2 separate regions of the Homo sapiens genome follow, and region 2 is linked to region 1. A link is an interaction called in ENCODE POLR2A ChIA-PET data of the cell type or tissue named here. Cell type or tissue: endothelial cell of umbilical vein. All regions are shown on one strand. Each heading gives the region's core, and the rest is flanking DNA. Links, peaks and the distances in the headings are about the cores only. Region 1 has its middle 7.4 kb from the start of MAVS. Region 2 overlaps ATRN (attractin).

The links. Peaks named below come from ENCODE experiments on the same cell type or tissue, not always from the same donor. Only the 100,000 strongest peaks of a DNase experiment are listed, where the experiment ranks them.
Region 2: POLR2A ChIA-PET joins it to region 1 with 7 read pairs; 2 of 35 experiments call an interaction of 5 or more read pairs at or near these places.

Annotation. Positions count from the first base shown.
Region 1 is chr20:3,837,197-3,841,590 of GRCh38, forward strand. No RefSeq gene overlaps it. Among named protein-coding and RNA genes, the nearest start is that of MAVS, 7.4 kb to the right of the region's middle. In endothelial cell of umbilical vein, for the core only: no CTCF peak of the experiment used is centred there; a DNase peak (open chromatin) is centred at 2,315.
Region 2 is chr20:3,611,052-3,615,445 of GRCh38, forward strand. The region is part of intron 24 of ATRN (attractin); the gene reads left to right. Among named protein-coding and RNA genes, the nearest start is that of GFRA4, 50 kb to the right of the region's middle. In endothelial cell of umbilical vein, for the core only: no CTCF peak of the experiment used is centred there; no DNase peak of the experiment used is centred there.

The sequences.
Region 1 (4,394 bases), core at 72-4,071:
AAGCTTTTTTTTTTTCTTTTTTTGAGATGAGGTCTCACTCTGTTGCCCAGGCTGGGGTGCAATGGCATGATCTCGCCTCACTGCAACCTCTGCCTCCCAGGCTCAGGCAATTTTCCCACCTCGGCCCCTCAGGCTTCCGAGTAGCTGGGACCACCGGCATGTGCCACCAAGCCTGGCTAATTTTCTTTTCTTTTTCTTTCTTTTTTCTTTTTTTTTTTTGTGAGACGGAGTTTCGCTTTTGTTGCCCAGGCTGGAGTGCAATGGCGCTATCTCGGCTCACCGCAATCTCCGCCTCTCGGGTTCAAGCGATTCTTCTGCCTCAGCCTCCTGAGTAGCTGGAATTACAGGCATTGCCTGACTAATTTTGTATTTTTAGTAGAGATGGGGTTTCTCCATGTTGGTCAGGCTGGTCTCGAACTCCCGACCTCAGGTTATCCGCCCACCTTGGCCTCCCAAAGTGCTGGGATTACAGGTGTGAGCCACCATGCCTGGCCCTAGCTAATTTTCTTTTTGTACTTTTGGTAGAGACAGGGTTTTGCCATGTTGCCCAGGCTGGTCTCAAACTTCTAAGCTCAAGTAATCTGCCTGCCTCGGCCTCCCAAAGTGCTGGGATTACAGGGGTGAGTCTCTGCACCCAGCCAAAAAGAGCTTTTTTCTTTTCTTTTCTTTTTTTGGAGAGATGGGATCTCTCTCTTTTGCCCAGGCTGGAACTCTTCAGCTCAAGCAATCCTCCGGCCTCATCCTCCTGTGTAGCTGGGGCTACATTCCTTTTCATTTTTTTTAATTAAAAAATTGTGGGGTTTTTTTTGGCCAGGCACAATGGCTCACGCCTGTAATCCCAGCATTTTGGGAGGCTGAGGCGGGTGGATCACCTGAGGTCAGGAGTTGGAGACCAGCCTGGCCAACATGGTGAAACACTGTCTCTACTAAAAATACAAAAATTAGCCAGGCGTGGTGGTGCATGCCTGTAATCCCAGCTACTAGGGAGGCTGAGGCAGGAGAATTGCTTGAACTCAGGATGCGGAGGTTGCAGTGAGCCGAAATTGCGCCACCGCACTCCAGCCTGGGCGACAAGAGCAAGACTCGATCCTAAAAAAAAAGAAAATTGTTGTTTTTTTCTTTTTTATTGTAAAATATACCTAACATTAAAAAGACCATTTAACCATTTTTAAGTGTAGAATCTGGTGGCATTAAGCACATTCACAATGTTATGTCCATTATTTTTATTTTATTTTTTATTTTTGAGACAAAGTCTCGCTCTTGTCACGCGGGCTGGAGTGCAATGGCGCAATCTTGGCTCACTGCAACCTCCACCTCCTGGGTTCAAGTGATTCTCCTGCCTCAGTCTCCCGAGTAGCTGGGATTATAGGCGCCTGCCATCACGCCTGGCTAATTTTTTTATTTTTAGTGGAGATGGAGTTTCACCATATTAGCCAGGCTGGTCTCGAACCCCTGACCTCAGGTGATCCACCCGCCTCAGCCTCCCAAAGTGCTGGGATTACAGGTGTGAGCCACCGTGCCCGGCCAATGTTGTGTCCATTTCTAAAATTTTTTTTTATCGTTTGAAACAGAAACTCCGCAGCCATCAGGCACTCACTGCCCACACTTCCTTCTTTGCTCTCTGACCACTCGCGCCCCATTTCATTCCTGTTCATTTCTCATTTCCTTCTTATACTGACCAGTTCAGGTCTTCCCTCTCCCATCAGCTTGGTTCCAGGCCTACCTTTTGATATCATAGCTGTGCCCACTAAAAAAAGAGAAAGAAAAATGCAGACCTGAAGCTCCACCGTTAGCATCTCAAAGCATGTTTTCAACTCCGCTTTGAAATTACAGACTCAAGGAACACGATGAAACTCGTGGGCAAGACCTCCTTCCCCACTGATGTCTGTCTGTTCTGAAGGGGGCCACAGAAAGACATATCCTTCTGGAGATGAATTATGCATTTTCCTTAAGAGGCACATAGAGCTTTACCAACTTTTTCAACAACGTTCCCCCGCTACATAGTCTTTCTTTTGTGTTATTTAGTTTACCATTTCTTTTTTCCATCTTGTTATAACCTCCACGAGTTGTGTCTCTTTTGTTTTCTACATTATACCCAACGGCTAGCACATAACAGGCACCCAATATATACTGAACGAACTAAGGAATGAATGAAGGAATGAATGAATAGGTGGCTTATAGGAAACCCCTGGGGCCAGGGACTCTGCAACATCACCATGTAACTTTTTCTTTGTGCTGAGAAGCAGAGAGAAACAATAGAAGATATCTCTTAATCTCTCAAGGATGCTACTCCCAGGACTGCTTGCAATTTCCGAGGAGATAAGCCACAAGTTACAGAAAGGAAGCAGCTGTGTAGGGCCTGCAAGTTTCCTGCTGCAAGTCACCCTATGTTCAGAAGTTACCCTGGCTGGGCCAGGCATGGTGGCTCACGCCTGTAATCCCAGCACTCTGGGGAGGCTGAGGCAGGTGGATTGCTTGAGTCCAGGAGTTTGAGACCAGCCTGGGCAACATGGAGAAACCCCATCTATACAAAAAATTAGCTGGGTGTGGTGGCATGAGCCTGTAGTCCCAGCTACTTGGGAGGCTGAGGTGGAAGAATCACCTGAGCCCAGGGGGTCAAGGCTGTAGTAAGCCAAGATCACGCCACTGCACTCCAGCCTGGGCAACCAGAGTGAGACCCTGTCTCGAAAAAAAAAAAAAAAAAAAGAAGGAAGGAAGGAGAAAGAGAAAGAGAGAAAAGAAAAAAAAGAAAAAGTTACTCTGACTTTCTACACTGCTTTTAATGAATAGAAATTTATCTTTCCCCTCAGTGTTCTGGAAGAGTTTACAAATATGATTGAGGGGCTGGGCACCGTGGCTCACGCCTGTAATCCCAACACTTTCGGAGGCTAAGGCAGGCAGATCACCTGAGGTCAGGAGTTCGAGACCAGCCTGGCCAACATGGTGAAACCCCGTTTCTACTAAAAATAAAAAATTAGCTGGGTGTAGTGGCGCACACCTGTAATCCCAGCTAATTGGGAGGCTGAAACACAAGAATTACTTGAACCCAGGAGGCGGAGGTTGCAGTGAGCCACAGTCGTCCCACTGCACTCCAGTCGCTGCACTCTCGCCAAAAACAAAAACAAATAAATATGATTGAGTATTACCATAGGCTCTGGTTCCTGCCCTGAGGGAAGGTGAGTTAAAAAGCAGTCAGAGGCCGGGCATGGTGACTCACGCCTGTAATCCCAGCACTTTGGGAGGCTAAGGCAGGAGGATAGCCTGAGGTCAGGAGTTTCAGACCAGCCTGGCCAACATGGTGAAACCCTGTCTCTCCTAAAAATACAAAATTGGCCGGATGTGGTGGTGCACACCTGTAATCCCAGCTACTCAGAGCCTGAGGCAGGAAAATTGCTTGAACCCAGGAAGTGGAGGTTGGAGGTGGAGGTTGCAGTTAGATGAGATCGTGCCATTGCACTTCAGCCTGGGCTAAAAGAGTCTCAAAAAAAAAAAAGCAGTCAAAGCAGTAAGAGGTCTAATGTGCTTCAAAACTGTAGTTTCAGCACTTTGGGAATCCAAAGTGGGAGGACTGCTGGAGCCCAGGAGTTTGGGACCAGCCTGTGTAACATAGCAAGACCCTGTCTCTACAAAAAATAAATTTAAAAAGAGCCAGTGGTGGCCGGGCGCGGTGGCTCATGCCTGTAATCCCAGTACTTTGGGAGGCCGAGGCGGGCGGATCACGAGGTCAGGAGATCGAGACCATCCTGGCTAACACGGTGAAACCCATCTCTACTAAAAATACAAAAAATTAGCCGGGCATAGTGGCAGGTGCCTGTAGTCCCAGCTACTCGGGAGGCTGAGGCAGGAGAATGGCATAAACCTGGGAGGCAGAGCATGCAGTGAGCCAAGATAGCGCCACTGCACTCCAGCCTGGGTGACAGAGCGAGACGCCGCCTCAAAAAAAAAAAAAAAAAGGCCAGTGGTATGTGCTTGTCGTCCTAGCTACTTGTGAGGCTGAGGCGGGAGGATCAGTAGCTCAGAAGGAACTCCAGAACTGAGTTCTGAACAAGTGAAGCTTCAGATGCAGTGATGCGATCATGGCTCACTGCAACCTCCACCTCGACCTCCTGGGCTCAATTGATCCTCCCGCCTCAGCCTCCCAGGTAGCCGAGACTAGAGGAGCGTGCCACCATGCCTGGCTAATTTTTTGTACTTTTCATAGAGATAGGGTTTTGCCATGTTGCCCAGGGTGGTCTCTGATTCCTGGGCTCAAGCAATTCTCCTGCTTCAATCTGCCAAAATGCTGGGATTACAGGTGTGAGCATCATGCCAGGCCTTGGGAACTTTTGGGGAAATGGAAATATTCTAGATGTTGATCTGGATGCTGGTGTCACACCCATTTACTTGGATAAAAA
Region 2 (4,394 bases), core at 149-4,148, 230 kb before region 1:
GATCTAAATGTAAAACATAAAACTATAAAACTTTTAGAAAAAAATATAGGAGAAAATCTTTGAATCCCAAAACGAAACAAAACCTTTTTAGACTCGATACTAAAAACGTGATTCATAAAAGGAAAACTTGATAAACTGGACCACATAAAACCAAAAGTTTTTGCTCTGTGAGAAACCCTGTTATGAAGATGAAAAGGCAAGCTATGGACTGGGAGAAAATATTTGCAAACCATATTTCTGGGAAAGCACTTGAATCTAGAATATAATAACTCTCAAAACTCAACAGTAAACAAACGAACAATTCAGTTAGAAAATGGGCAAAAGACATGAATAGACATTTAACCAAAGAGGATATACATATGGCAAATAATGACATAAAAGATGATCGGCATCAATAACCATTAGAGAGGCCAGGTGTGGTTCACACCTGAAATCCCAGCACTTTGGGAGGCCAAGGCAGGCAGATCACCACTTGAGGTCAGGAGTTCAAGACCAGCCTAGCCAACATGGCAAAACCCCGTCTCTACTAAAAATACAAAAATTAGCCAGGCATGGTGGCACATGCCTATAGTCCCAGCTACTCAGGATACTGAGGCAGGAGAATCGCTTGAACCTGGGAGGCAGAGGTTACAGTGAGCTGAGATTGTGCTACTGCACTCCAGCCTGGGCAACGGAATGAGACTGCCTCTCAAAATAAAAATAAAATAACCATTAGAGAAATGCAAATTGAAAGCACAATGAGATAACACTACACACTTATCAAAATGACTAAAATTAAAAATAGTAATAACACCAAATGTTGGAGAGAGTGGGGAAAGATTGGATCACTCATACATTGTTGGTGGGAATATAAGATGGTACAGTCACTCTGGAAAATACTTTGTTTCTTAAAAAACTAATGTTATACTTATCATATAACCCAGCAATTGCATTCCTAGGCATTTATCCTAGAGAAATGAAAACCAGTGTTCTCACAAATCTCTGTACACCCGTGTTTATAGCACTTGAAAGCAATATTTAACAGCTTTATTTATAATAGCCCAAAACTGGAAACAAGCCAAATATTCCTCAACAAATGAATGCTTAAATAAATGATGCTACATACACACCATGGCCTAATACCCAGCAACAAAAAGAAATGAACTGTTGATATACAGAAACACAACAACTTTGATAAATCCCAAGCAAATTTTGCTGATTGAAAAAGAAAATCTTAGAAATTTATATACTGCATGATTGCATTTATATAACATTTGAAAATGAAAATTTTAGATCTTATATACCTATGCACATATTGAATAAGTATCCTGAAGCTTCAAATTTCTCTGACTTCTTAGGACTCTGATCTCTAGACCCTGTTTTAAAGGAGCTTATCTGATTAGGTCAGGCCTACCCACACAGGAGTAGGGAAGATACAGAGCGTGCCCATCAAGAGGTGGAAATCTTGGGGGCATTCTTAGAATTCTCCCTGCTGTAGGCTGCATTTGGAATAGAGCTTGCAGGGGTTTCGGTAGTTTCTCCGATCCGAAAGAGGTTGAGCTCTAGGTTCCAGTCAGTATAATTTCAGTTTGGCAACATCTCCTGACACTATTAAGATATAGATTATATATATTTGTTAGGTTATTTTCATGTAAACACTTGATTAGGGTTCTAGTAAATAAAATTTATTTATTTACTCATTTTAAGTTGAGATTGTTTTTGTACTGACATACCTCTCCATATTCTCAATCTAATTGAACATCGTGCTTTGTTGCTTATAGCTGACAAATGATTAATACTTTTTAGATTCTTAGTGAAAATCTTGACTTATGCTGCTGACACTTTTCCCAGTCTGTGCCTATAAGCAGGCTTTTGTGCTGGAGATGGCCATACTTGTTGCCAATGCCGAGTTTTTTTCCTCCCAGTTCCCTATTGCTCCACCCTCTGAAAGTCACTGAAGTGGTTTTAGAGCTTTCATTCTAGAGGGAGCTCTTCCCCACACTTACTTCTAAGAAGTAATAATTTTAAGTTTCATAATCAAGGAGATGTTGATTTTCTTCCTGGTTTTCTGGTGCTCCTTATCTTTTCTGGATCACTAACTTAAATTAAGATCCACTTATGAATGCTGCATTCAGGAGCACTTGTGAAAATAAACGATGGCATGCCCACCATTTAGTTTGCCAAGCTTTCCTTGAAAACGCAGGTAAGTTCTATTGCAAACGTGTCTTTTTGCTGTTTGGTACAAATGACTGCACTATTCACTGTGACTAGGCCCGTGTCACCGTGTGTTCTCAGTCCTCGCATGAGAGCCTGGTTGACACTGGTTCTCTCTGCTTTGGGGACCGTATCTGGCTGTGCGCTATGTGGAGGGCTGAGCTCGTGTCTTCCTGGGTAAATACATCATGTTCTCAACAAGGGCTGCATGTTTCTTTATTGCTGTTTTTTCCCCAGAGACTTAGCTTTTCTAGGTGTGTAGCATGGCTCTTAAATACACACATTTAGCAACTGTGCAAATTCAGTAAAAATGGAGAGACTTATTTAAGGAAGACAGTAGGGAAATGTCTAAATAGTGCAGTGTAGGCCATTCAGTTAAATTTCAGTATGGCTTTCGATGCAGGCAAAGCCGTTTTGCCTTTGATTCTCATTTTTTAAATTAGATTTTAAAAATTGAGATTCTCCTTTTTTAAATGAGATTTTAAAAATTGAGATTCTCCTTTTTTAAATGAGATTTTAAAAATTGAGATTCTCCTTTTTTAAATGAGATTTTAAAAATTGAGATTCTCCTTTTTTAAATGAGATTTTAAAAATTGAGATTCTCATTTTTTAAATGAGATTTTAAAAATTGAGATTCTCATTTTTTTAAAGCAAAGTAACTGAGGAAATCTAATTCTCTAGTTGGAAATTTGTGTAAGCATTGGGGCTTTAAAAATGGTAATACTAAACTCAAGTTCCTTCACTCTGAACCAATCCCAGGATTCTTTTCCATAATTAGGAACAGATCAAAACCTATAACTGCTGAGGGAATTTGAAACTGACTATAAAAATCTTTGTAGATGCAGCTAAAAAACAAACAAAACCCACAGACTGAAAAGTCCTGTTTCTGGGAGGGTGGCGGGTGTGTTGGGGCCGGTTGTGCCTGTTTTTTGATTGGTTGTTCCTGTGGGTGAGCACCCTTCCCTCTGCCCCTGCTTTCTGAAAGCTATCCTAGTTGTTCTCCCCAGTAAGCCGGGGCTCAGCCGGCTTCAGCTATGTCCATAGTTTGGGGGCGTGGGCGGTAGGTATTCAAGATAGAAGATGGTTGGACAGAAAGTGTGTGAGGTGGGAAGGTGGAGTGGTGAGGCTCTGGCTCGTTCCCGACTCTGCAACAGAGGTTGTTACTGTAATGTGGAGCTAATATAGAAGTCTGCGTGCTGGGTGTTTCATCTACTGTTTTATGTAAGAGGCCAGTGTTCACAAGTAAAGGCAACACAGAATTGGTATTGAGAACTGGGCATTCATTTAGATTTTAGAGTTCTGTTTATGGGTGCTAACAGGATCGCTATACTGAGCAAGGGATGTGTGAAACTTTTGTTCACTTGGATGTGCTTTTTTTCTTATAACAGCTTTATTGAGACATCATTTACATACCATACAGTTCGCTCATTTAAAGTACACAATTCAGTGGTTTTCAGTGTATTCACAGAAGCGTGCAGCCACCCGTCACTACAGCCAATTTTAGAATATTTTCACCACTTCCAGAAGAAGCCCCTAGCAGTCAGTCCTCATTCCCCCCTCTTCCGGCAACCCCCAGTCTGTATTTCCTGTCTCTGTGGATTTGCCTATTCTGGACATTTTATATAAATTGAGTCACATGATATGCTCTCACTTAGCATACTGTTTTCAAGGTTCACCCGTGTTTAGTATGTTTCAGTACTTATTCCTTGTCATAGCTGAATAATCTTCCTTATATGTATATACCACGTTTTGTTTATCCATTTTTCTATCGATGGATGCTTGGGTGGTTTTCACTCTTTGGCTATTATGAATAGTGTCAGATATACTTTTAATGTTTATATTTATTGTATAATAACAGTGCATATCCGTACCTCCTGGTGTTAATTGTCTGTATCTTAAGAGTTTTAAGAATTATATGGTTGTGCTGTAATTCTAGCACTTAGGGAGGCCGAGGCGGGCAGATCGCTTTAGCTCAGGAGTTTGAGACCAGGCTGGGCAACATAGTAAAACCCTGTCTCTACTAAAGTACAAAAAATTAGCTGGGCGTGGTGAAGTGTTCCTGTAGTCCCAGCTACTTGCAAGGCTGAGGCACAAGAATCACTTGAACCCAGGAGGCAGATGTTGCAGCGAGCCAAGATTGCACCACTGTACTGCAGCCTGAGCGACAGAGCAAGACTCCTGTCTCCAAAAAAAAAAAAAAT